Regions from separate parts of the Homo sapiens genome. Here region 1 is linked to region 2. The links are chromatin loops, found by intact Hi-C in ENCODE. Cell type or tissue: dorsolateral prefrontal cortex. All regions are shown on one strand. Links, peaks and the distances in the headings refer to the core of each region. The heading gives the core; the rest is flanking DNA.

Region 1 (5,390 bases), core at 245-5,244, 67 kb after region 2:
AAAGCTTGACATGTAAACACTACCTACGTGTGGAACACAGCCAGGTCTGTTCATCCCAGGCCTTATGTATATCTCATGTTCTCTGAATTATTTCTTTCTAAGGATAATGGTTTGTTTTTCATAGAATTTTATACTTTGTTTGATATTTTCCGTAGGCACTACATCATGAAAACAGGCATCAAAATTCTCTTGCTGCTATAACTCATTCCACCAAAGCCTTTCCTTGACTGTATAACTCATCAAAGAAACTAATGTGAGAAAAGTTATTAACAGCTTATAATCGGATAACCTATAATTTCCCTACTTTGCCCTCACTTCTGTGTTACATTTAAAAAGAGCTTTTACCTAAACCAAAACAAAATAGCTATGGAAAAGTTAGGCTCCATAATAGGACTGAGGGTGAATATAGTTCTGACTCTGCTGATCTCAAATTACACCATCTTCACAAACATCTCTGCTATCTATGAAGAAGGTCTCCTAAAAGCATTCAACTTATGCCCTCTAAGGGGACATAACACCATTCCATGATGTCGCACCTGGATTTTTTCCTGTACCAGAATACCCTTCTTATCTGTAGCGAGCTAACACCACCCTCTGAATGCCATGCCATTCTTCTGAGGAATAATTCTTTCCACACTCTGCACTACAAGCTTTCAGTCAGGGTAACTATGGATTTATCTGATACTGCCTGCCTAGCCAACCAGATTGGGATTGGTGATCAGCCTACATCTCCTCATCAATCAGAACCTTGACCTAAGATGTTGGAATTAGGGTCCATTATGAGCCACTCTTAATCCCATTCTGTTTGCAAAGCTGGAAGATGTGTGTTTTCGTAGCTATGTGGTCACAATATTATAATCATCCAATGGGTTCCTCCTGCCCACTGCACAGAAAAAAAAAAAAATTCACTGAGACTACGGTATTGCAGTACAGAAAGTGTTTAATTAACACAGAGCTGGTCAAGTGTTTGGACTGGAGTTATTACTCAAATCAGTTCCCCAAGAACTCAGAGGCTAGGGTTTTTATGGATAATTTGGCAGGCAGTGGGCTAGGAAATAAGTGCTGCTGAATGGTTGAGGGTGAAATCATAGGATGTGGAGGATGGTACTCATACACTGTGTCTGCCTCTGGGTGGGGGCCACAGGACTGGTTCAGTCCTGCTCTGGATGGAGTCAGTCAGTTGCCAGAATGCAGAAGTCGGAAAAACATCTCAAAAGACCAGTCTTGCCAGGCTCGGTAGCTCACACCTTTCTCTCATCCCAGCACTTTGAGATGCCAAGGTGGGTGGATCACTTGAGGTCAGGAGTTCAAGACCAACCTGGCCAACCTGGTGAAACCCCATCTCTACTAAAAATCCAAAAATTAGCCGGGTATGATGGTACATGCCTGTAATCCCAGCTACTTGGGAGGCTGAAGCATGAGAATGACTTGAACCCGGGAGGGGGAGGTTGCAGTGAACTGAGATTGCACCACTGCACTCCAGCCTGGGCAACTGAATGAAACTGTGTCTCAAAAAATAAAAAATAAAAATATCAATCTTAGGTTGATATTTTTTATCAACCCTTCTGACAGCATTGAGTCAAATATAATAGAAGACACACAGTGTTTCTATTACTCAAAGAGAGCTTTTGTACCCATGCAAATGCTATATAAGATCAAACAAATGTTTAGCAATAAAATCGTCTTTCTTGGTTGCCTACATGCATAAACATTTGGCATATCTTATTTACATTGGGGGTGCTCTTAGGAAAATTTTTTGGTATAAAATCATTGGAAATAAAATTCGAGGCCAATGCGAAAAATCTGAAGTCTTTGTCAGTTCTCCTTTTTTATCAGTTGGCCTGGAATCTTTTTTCCATCTCACTGGGAATTACGAGTGTGAAGGAAAACATCAAGAAACCAGAACCTGCTGCTTACTTCCTCAAAGAGTAGAAATGAGATGGTACAAAAAATGGAAACATCAGGATTACATTTGTTTCCTTTTATTATCATTTCTTTCACATCTTTTTTATACTTATCCTGCCTTAATATGTATTTTCTATTTTATTTTATTTGGAGTTTTATTTTTTTCTCATCTCAGCTATATATTTTCAAGTGATCAACCTGATCATTAACGCACCCCAGCAAATGCTTCTACCTCTGTTTTATAACTCAGTTGAATAAATGGATATGTGATTAAAAATTGATTTGCATTTTAAAAATTCCCATATCAATAAAGCAGATGGAAAACAAAGATTTTAACTAACATTTATATAATTTTTTCCTATATAATTTTGCCAATTTTTTTCTCATTCAATTGTAGAGATCTTGAGTTTCAAGAGTGCTTAGAGATCCACTCTTTCAGAGACTTCATTTGGAGATAAGAAAATTAATTGCTATATATGATTCTGGAAGAATATCAGTCTGACTTGCATCAAACAAGTGGTTCATGGTAAGACTGGGCTGACACATGCTTTCCAAATTTTAAATTTAATGTTTTTTCCATGAAATCATGAGACATTTTAAAATTTGTGGTGTTGTTATTGTTGCTGTTGTTAGCAGGAAGTAATAAAGAATAGACAGAAGATTATTCTACTTTGGAGTTCTGCTTTTATTATTTTACTTTTATTATTATTTTACTATTATTACTAGTATATATATATTATTACTATTACCCATATATTATTATTTATTATTTTACTCTGGAGTTAGAGGCCAAGTAGTTGCCTTTGCTGTGATTTAGATGATTCTGGCCAAGTTTTCCCTGGAATCTATTGCATGAAGAATTGATAAACTTCCTTGCAGGCAGCTCCATCTAAGAAAGCCAAAATAAAATAAATTTAGGTTTAGCCCAATCATGAACGCTTCGTCAAAACGAGGTGCAGATTTCAATTTCGCAAGGTGCATGGCCTGTAGATGAGTCTGTTCGTTCCACCTTATGGATTTATGCTTGATTTCCTATATAAATAGAATCACTCTTTTAAAGCTTTATATGACATTGGGGGAAAATGTAAGTCTTTGGTACCATTTTACCAGAGTGTTCAATTGAAAAATGAAAGAAATTCCTAATTGTCTACATGGTGAAGCTCTGGCAGTTTGAATCAGCACTCCAGGGGAGTGAGAGGACCCAGAAACGGCAGAACTTGGCATCAATGTTGTTGTTACCCAGTGAGATTGCTCTGTCAGCAGGAGAAAGCAGTGCTGGCTGGGTGTGATTACATGCAGCCAAAAGAACAGTGATCCTCAATGGGACTAGTTATAATTCAAAAGAAAAGACAAGTGGAAGAAAGTGGCTCATGCAGCGTGCAGGTTGACTGGGTTTGTAAAATCTCCTAGGACCCTTCAGAAATACTTTGGGGAAGGTAGAGATGGGGAGGAAATTCTGAAGACTGAGGCCCTGGTGTATCCAGCGTGCAAAGTTTTCACGGACATAACTTTGTATCTTCTATATAGCCACTGTTCGTTCTTATTTAGCAGCAGCAAAATATCATGAATGAGATACATCAAAAGTCTTTCTCCTGTCATTACATAATCACTACAATAATCTGAAAGCAGTTACTTTTGTGTGTGTGTGTGTGTGCGGTCGCCGGGGCTGGGGGGAGGGCAGAGTCTCACTCTGTCGCCCAGGCTGGAGGGAAGTGGTGCCATCTTGACTCACTGCAACCTCTGTCTCCTGGGTTCAAACTATTCTCATGACTCAGCCTCCCTAGCAGCTGGGATTACAGGCATGCACCACCACATCCAGATAGTTTTTGTATGTTTAGCAAAGACACAGTTTTACCATGTTGGCCAGGCTGGTCTCATACTCCTGAGCTCAGATGATTCACCCACCTTGGCCTCCCAAAGTGCTGGAATTACAGGCATGAACCACTGCACCCTTAAAGACAGTTACTTTTTTAATCAATATAACCAGAGTTTTTGCTGAAAATGGATGAAACAGAGAAGATAAATATATTGTACTTTGAGCTTATCCATTCTTTAAACATGCCAAATTTGCAGAAGATACCTTTACGAAGACTTTTTATCTCAATTCTTTTTTCTTTATCAATCTCTAAACCATTGAAGCTGAAATCATTTAAACGTTCTATTATATCTATCTGTACACTGACTGCTGTAAAATAACATTTTAATAAATAATTTAATAAGGAAAGTAAAAAGGAATAAAGTAGTGAAAAAGAGTAAAGAGATGCACCTGGACATTTAAAAGTATATAGTGACAGTGGCAAAAAAAAGGGCAAAATCTTTGCTTAGTTGGGAAGCTCTCAGTCATCTATTGCTGTGTAACAAATCACCCTGAATCTTAGCAGCTTAAAAGAACAAAGGCTTCTTACCTCATCGTGTGTGTGGGTCAGGAATGTGACATGGCTTGGCTTGGCTTCTCTTGGCTCAGGGTCTCTCATAAGGCTTGTAATCAAGATTTTGGTCCAAGTTTCAGTCATCTCAAGATTTGAGTAGGGGAGGATCTGCTTGCTAGCTCATTGACATGGCTGTTGGCTGGCCTCCATCCCTTGCCATATGGGCCTCTACAAAAGTCTGCTTCATGACACAGCCGCTGGTTGTCCTCACAGAGAGTTATCAAGGGTAAGCAAAAGAGAACAACCAAGATAGAAACCACCTTTTTTTTTTTTTTGTAACCTAATCTTGGAAGTGCCCCCGTCACCTCTGCTGCATTCTAGATCCAGCCTACAGTTGAAGGGAGGGTATTTCAGAAAAGCACCAATATTAGGAGATGAGGATCTTTGGGGCCTATCTTACAGGTTGCCAATCACAATCTCTAAGATGGAAAAGCTTTGGATCAAGGGTTAAATAGTGTGTTATTATGTTTATGAAATATTATGCAGTTTGATATTTGGGCACCTTAATCGTAATCTCCCTTGACACTCTCACTCTCTTTCATTGTTGAAATCACCCAGGTTCATTGGAATCATCGGTTTTGAATTCCACCATCTCTCTTCTGGGCAATAATAATTGCCTCCTAAACGATGTATAAGCAGCTCAACTAGTAAACCCTGTTAGTTCAACATTAAAACCATCCCAGAGTGATCATTTTTTTGAAACATAAATCAGATCATCCTCTACCTTTCAACCTTTGCGCCTATCACTCATTTAAGGACACTTTGCTGGATTCCTATTGCCTTTGAGACATTAGAATAAATATTAACATGGCTTACACATTTTTGTGTGGCCTTGGCATAGACCTCCTTAGCCTCAGGTAACAGCAGCCTCCTGGGAGGCTCTGTTCCAGCCGAATTATATGAGTCTCTATGCTTTCCTTGAACTGCATTTCTTCTTCCAGTATTGAGGGTCTGCACATGTTATTTTCTCTGCCTGGGATGCTCTTTGTCTCCTTATCCTCAATCCATGCCCCCAACTTCTCTACCAGTTATTATTTACATCTGTTAAGTGGAAAA
Region 2 (5,390 bases), core at 94-5,093:
AATACATCCTGAGAAGGATAAAGCCATGTCCTTAGAGTTCAGGCATGACCTCTGAGAGCTGGTTGAACATCCTCCTCCATCCCGGGTGAAGCAGCTGCTTCCACTCTGCTGGATACCCTTTTGGCGCAAGGCAGAATGCATCAAAACTGTGTGGAGTGAAACGCGTGAACCCTGTTCTACCAACAGTCACACAATTCAGGGAAATTTGCTTTGCTGTTCTTAGCTTCATGGTTTTCATCTCTAAAATTGGGATAATATTTAAAAGTTACCATTTATTCAAGACAATGAGCCAACCACTGTGTTAAGTACTTTATATTTTCTCATTTAATCCTAAGTGGAAAAGCAACAAAGAAGTAGAGTTTAATCGTATGAGTCTATGTTCTGACCTCCTTATGCCCCACTTTTCTCTTCCGTAACCTGGAAATCATGACGGTTTTTACCTTCCAGCATTGTGAAGATTACTTGAGATAACGAACACAAATATTTACGAAAGTGATTGATCCACGGTAAGAATTCAGTAGATGATGGCTGTGATTAACAGTCCTCAAAAGGTAGCTATTATTCCCACTTTAAGGATGTGGAAATTGGTACCAATAACAGTTGCTAAGTAGTAGATCTGGGATTCAAGCATAGGTCTACTGGCTATTAAAACTTAGCTCAAACCACAAGGCTAATAAAAATTCCTGTTGCCCAAACCTTCTCATTCCCTTGGCCTTTTTTCCCACCCAGCCTGTCTTAGCTGGGCCTATTGGTCTCTATGGAGCACACTAACAGTCATTTCTACTCATCTAGTTCCCAGACAAACCCTGATTTGAGAGAGGAAGTTTCAAACCAGACTCAGCTTCTCCATCCTTTGAGGCTGGATATTGAGTCACTCTTCCTGTTACTGTTAACTCAGGACAAAGAGTTCCAGCACTAACCACAGAGTCTTGTCCTGTTCAGTAAAGAATGCACCACAGCCACCTCATGAGAAAGAGGAAGGCCTTCTGACTCCGGCCGCTGCCTCTCAGTCCCACTCCTGCAGTCGCCTCTGTATCTCTTCCCCTCTTGTCCTCCACACTCTACGGTTCTCAAAACCAGGCTCTGCTTGCTATTAGTACTGACAACACTGTCATCCACACTTTATATACGTCCCTTCTAATATTTATTGTATCCCTTGTGGCGACTATTAGTATCTCAAATTTAGATTGGAGAAGCAAATTTAGAATGATTAAATAATGTGTACAAGGTCACACAACCATTTATCTTTATAATGATAATAATCTGCATTTATTATTCATGAATATTTCAAAATCACCTAGAACAAGGTTTCTCAAGCCCAGCATTATTCCAGCCAGTGGAGACAGTGTGCTGTCCCCATTTGTTGACAGAGCACTGAATTTACAAACATTAACTCTACTTATACCTCATTACCTCTACTCTCATCCCATTGGCCATAATTAACTATATGGCCACACCTAACTAGGCTGGGATATGTGGCTTTTATGTCCATACAAAAAGCAGAAATTCTGTTACTATAGAAGAAGAACATAGAAATTGGCAACAACTAGCAATATTTGCCACAACACTTCATAGTGTTATCATGAGTACCAAGTGCACTGTGAATGTGACAGTGCTTTTGTAAGTTCAAAAGGACTGAACTAATACTGGCTGCAGACTTCTAAAGAAACCCTTGCACCACAAATCTTGAAATGGTACCAACTCATGAAAATAAGTAATAGTTAGCAACAATCACATCAAGTTTCCCCAGGCGCAACTAGCTTCACTTCAACTGGGAATTGCCACGAAAACCAGGGTTTATGCTGCTGAGTGAAGTACACAATGATCACAGGAATTCTGGATTTGGAAGATTTTACCATTAGCTGTGCTGCAAATCATTTGATTTTCATGCCATTTTTCTAGACTGGGATGAAAACACACACACACACACACACACACACACACACACACACCTCTCATTTACTGTAGTTCTCACATAGACATCTGAAAAAGGAGTCTACTGATTGTACACCTTATATTCAAGGACCTTTGACTTGGGAATTGAGTTTGTCAGGTACTGTACCAGTCTGCTTTGACTAAGCCAAATTCTGAGTCCAATTTTCACTTTTCTTATCTGCAAAACTAATGAAAAGGATGAGATCATCTCTCCATCAAAGTAATAGCATTCTATAAATTTTGCTTTCCTCAGCCACTACATAAAAGTCAGGGCTAAAGATTGGTGGGAGAAGAGCCACAGGCTCCCTTTGGTGGTCTGAATAATCTACTGTGGATCACACAGCAGTCATTGGCTGGCTGGGACTCTTGGTTCAGCTGAGGTCCAGGCATAACAGGCCCGCCCTGCTGCCTCAAACCGAGGTGTATTGAGGAAGACGCATGTGGCTGTTTACACAGGGCCTGGAAGCCGGGGCCTGGCTCATGCTGAGCTCAGCTTCTCACTTCTCTGAGAACTGGAATTCCCCAAATTTTCCCCCAAATTAAAAGAACCAACAAACTGTATTATAAAAACAAACAGAATTTGTTTTTCTTTTAACAAATAAAAACTAATTTATGCTAAAGCTTTGTTGCCTTGAGTCAAGCCAACCGCATGATCCACTGCCAACGCTTCTCTGTATTAACTTCTCAAGTTTTTCAAGCTTAGTCCTTGCTGGAAAAAGTATAGGGTTTGCAAGCCACTAATTGGCATAAAATGCTCCTCTATTTTATATAAACACACAGCATAGTATCAAAAATAGAGTTGCATTCATTAGCCTAAAAATCCAGCTTCCCATGTGAAATCTTTTTTTATGCCCCTCAAGATTTAGGTCTGCCTCTAGAGTTAAAGGAAAACTTGTTTTTTAAACTTGTACTCTGTAATTTCACATAAAAAAGAAAAGATGGCTTTGATTTCTATTTTTACCTATTAACATATTTTATAAGCAGTAAGGCAGAAAATGAAATTTTTCCCTCAACTATTCAGTGCTAATATTATTAGGACAGCAAATCTGAAATTAAGCAAATCCATAGCAATATCGACAACAGCATAATAATACAGGTATATCTTGCTCTATTCCATGTTGCTTTACTGTGCTTTGCAGATACTGATTTATGTTAATAAACTGAAGATTTGAGTTTGTGGCAACCCTGCCTCGAGCAAATCTATTGGTGCCAGTTTTCCAACAATGTGTGCTCACTTCAAGTCTCTATGTCAGCATTTTTCAGCAATAAAGTATTTTTAATTAAGGTAGTACTTTTTTTAGATATAATGCTATTGCACACTTAATAGACTACAGTATAGTATAAACATGACTTTTATGTGCACTAGGAAACCAAAATAGTTGTGTGTAACTCACTTTATTGAGGTGGACTGGAACCAAACCCTCAGTATCTCCGAGGTATGCCTGTAAAAACACCAGATATGTTTCTATGGATACTGCCACAGATTGGTGATTAAATCTTGATCACATTTTGCGAAGCTAATTGTTTGCAATCCTTTGTGATTTTCAGTTCTGAGTACACTAGGCCCCGTCATCACTCTAAGCAGATGACTACTCCTTCTGCTTTACTGAGAGCAAGATTCAGGGTGTCCTTGGTAGGTCCTTTCCTAACTCAAAATCCCTCTATATCCCAATTCCTTCAGGCCTTCTTTTCCCTCAAAGGATTAGGCATTGCTTATGCCTTCTTTTCTGCATGAGACCCCCTCCACCTGTATTCTTGGTTTCATAGACTCAAACTACTCCACAAGTTTATCAGTCTCTGCTTCTTCAAACATGTTTCTTCTCTTAATCTTTCTGAATTACAAACAAGTTTTTCCCCATTCTAAAAACAATGCTCTATTTTTCCATCCCCCATAGCTCCTCAGCCCACCAGACCTCCCTCCTGATCAACTCCAAATTCTCAAAATTATTGTGTAAATCAGCTGTCTACATTTTCTCCTTCCTTAGTTGCTCTTCAAATCTTTGAACTCTCATCTCTAGCCCCATATCTTCTCCTGAAACTAGTCTTTCCAAATTTAATAATAATCTCTGGATTACTAAATTTAGTAATTCATTTTAATCCTCATGGTTCCTGACTTCTGTAGCATATGACACTATAAAGACGAATTTCCTCATCCCCATCCTCCACTAACCTGGGCCTACAGACACCAACAGCCCACTGTCTTTCCCTCAATGCCATGGTCCGGCATTAAACATTCTAAGGGCTTTGGACCTAGTAGATGGACACTGATGTCCCCAAGAACAAGGGGTCCTGCTGGCCTATTTCTAATTGTAGGATGGTGACTCTGATTTTGATCATTTTCCATGATGAGGTGAATATTTTCTTAGCTTCCACTATACTACAGCGTCCAAATTCGCATTTTCCCACTTCTACACATTCTCCTCCTCTGTATGGCATCAGCTGCTCCTCAGAGAGACCAAACTCACATTTTCAATACGCTACTAGATATTCCCATCTAGTCCTTGTAAATGGAATTTGCAACCTCTTACTCTTCCAGGGTCAAGGCCTCAGTGTTGTCTTTGATCTCATCCCCTTCCTCACTGCCCATGATTACCAGGACTGGTTGATTGTCTTTTTGCAAAGACTCTGGCAGGTGTCTATTATTTTGATTCCTGCTGCCAAGGCTCTAGTATATGCTCTTGCTATCTTTTGACTAAACTATGTCAATACTGTTTTATGGTTTCCTGGACTCCAATTGTTCCCAACTTTGGTTTATCTAACACATTTAAATAACTTTCCTATAACGTATCTTTTCATGGTTCTTCAATGACTCACAAGGAAAGGACACTAAGGTCACTCTCTTTTGCTGACTTAGGATCCTCTACCATGTGCACCCCATGGACTAGTTGAAATGCTCTACTTACTGCATGCTATCACCTATATTTTTATCTTCTTGAAACTTGTTTCAATACGTTTCTTCTACTTGGAAGACCTTCAGCCTGGAGATATTCACTCTAAAATCTAGCTGTCATTTTAAGTTCTAACTCAAATGCTACCTACTACAAGAATCATTTCTGGATCCCTCCTCACTGCTCCCTTTGAATTTATTATTCTTGGATATAATTTCTCCCTTAACTTAAATCCCACTCATATTTTTGTCTCCTATACTTAGCTACAGTTTATTTGAGAGTCAAACAATTATTAGTCATTTCAAGAATAAATTAAGGGAATGGGAAGATTGGAATATAAAGGAAGAAAGGAAGAGAGGGAGAGAAAGAAAAAAGGAAAAACTATAGGAAGAGATGTAGAAGGAAAAACTATAGGAAAAGACGTTGAAGGAAAAGAAGAGATGTAGAAAAGATGGAGAGAAGGAAATATGAAGAAAGATGGAGACAAATGCGAGGAGAATAAATTGGTGAGGGTGGGGAGAAGGAGGAGGAGGATCACAAAAACGGAGGAGACTGGAAAACTCAGGA

Evidence for each region. Hi-C counts contacts between places; a loop is a spot of excess contacts. Peaks named below come from ENCODE experiments on the same cell type or tissue, not always from the same donor. Only the 100,000 strongest peaks of a DNase experiment are listed, where the experiment ranks them.
Region 1: it touches region 2 in a loop (2.6-fold over the local background); 5 of 110 quality-filtered maps call a loop at or near these places.

The regions. Positions count from the first base shown.
Region 1 is chr1:198,842,323-198,847,712 of GRCh38, forward strand. The region is part of intron 2 of MIR181A1HG (MIR181A1 host gene); the gene reads right to left. Among named protein-coding and RNA genes, the nearest start is that of MIR181B1, 14 kb to the right of the region's middle. In dorsolateral prefrontal cortex, for the core only: no CTCF peak of the experiment used is centred there; DNase peaks (open chromatin) are centred at 3,149 and 4,479; H3K27ac peaks cover 520 bases.
Region 2 is chr1:198,775,927-198,781,316 of GRCh38, forward strand. No RefSeq gene overlaps it. Among named protein-coding and RNA genes, the nearest start is that of MIR181B1, 80 kb to the right of the region's middle. In dorsolateral prefrontal cortex, for the core only: no CTCF peak of the experiment used is centred there; DNase peaks (open chromatin) are centred at 982 and 2,365; H3K27ac peaks cover 2,003 bases.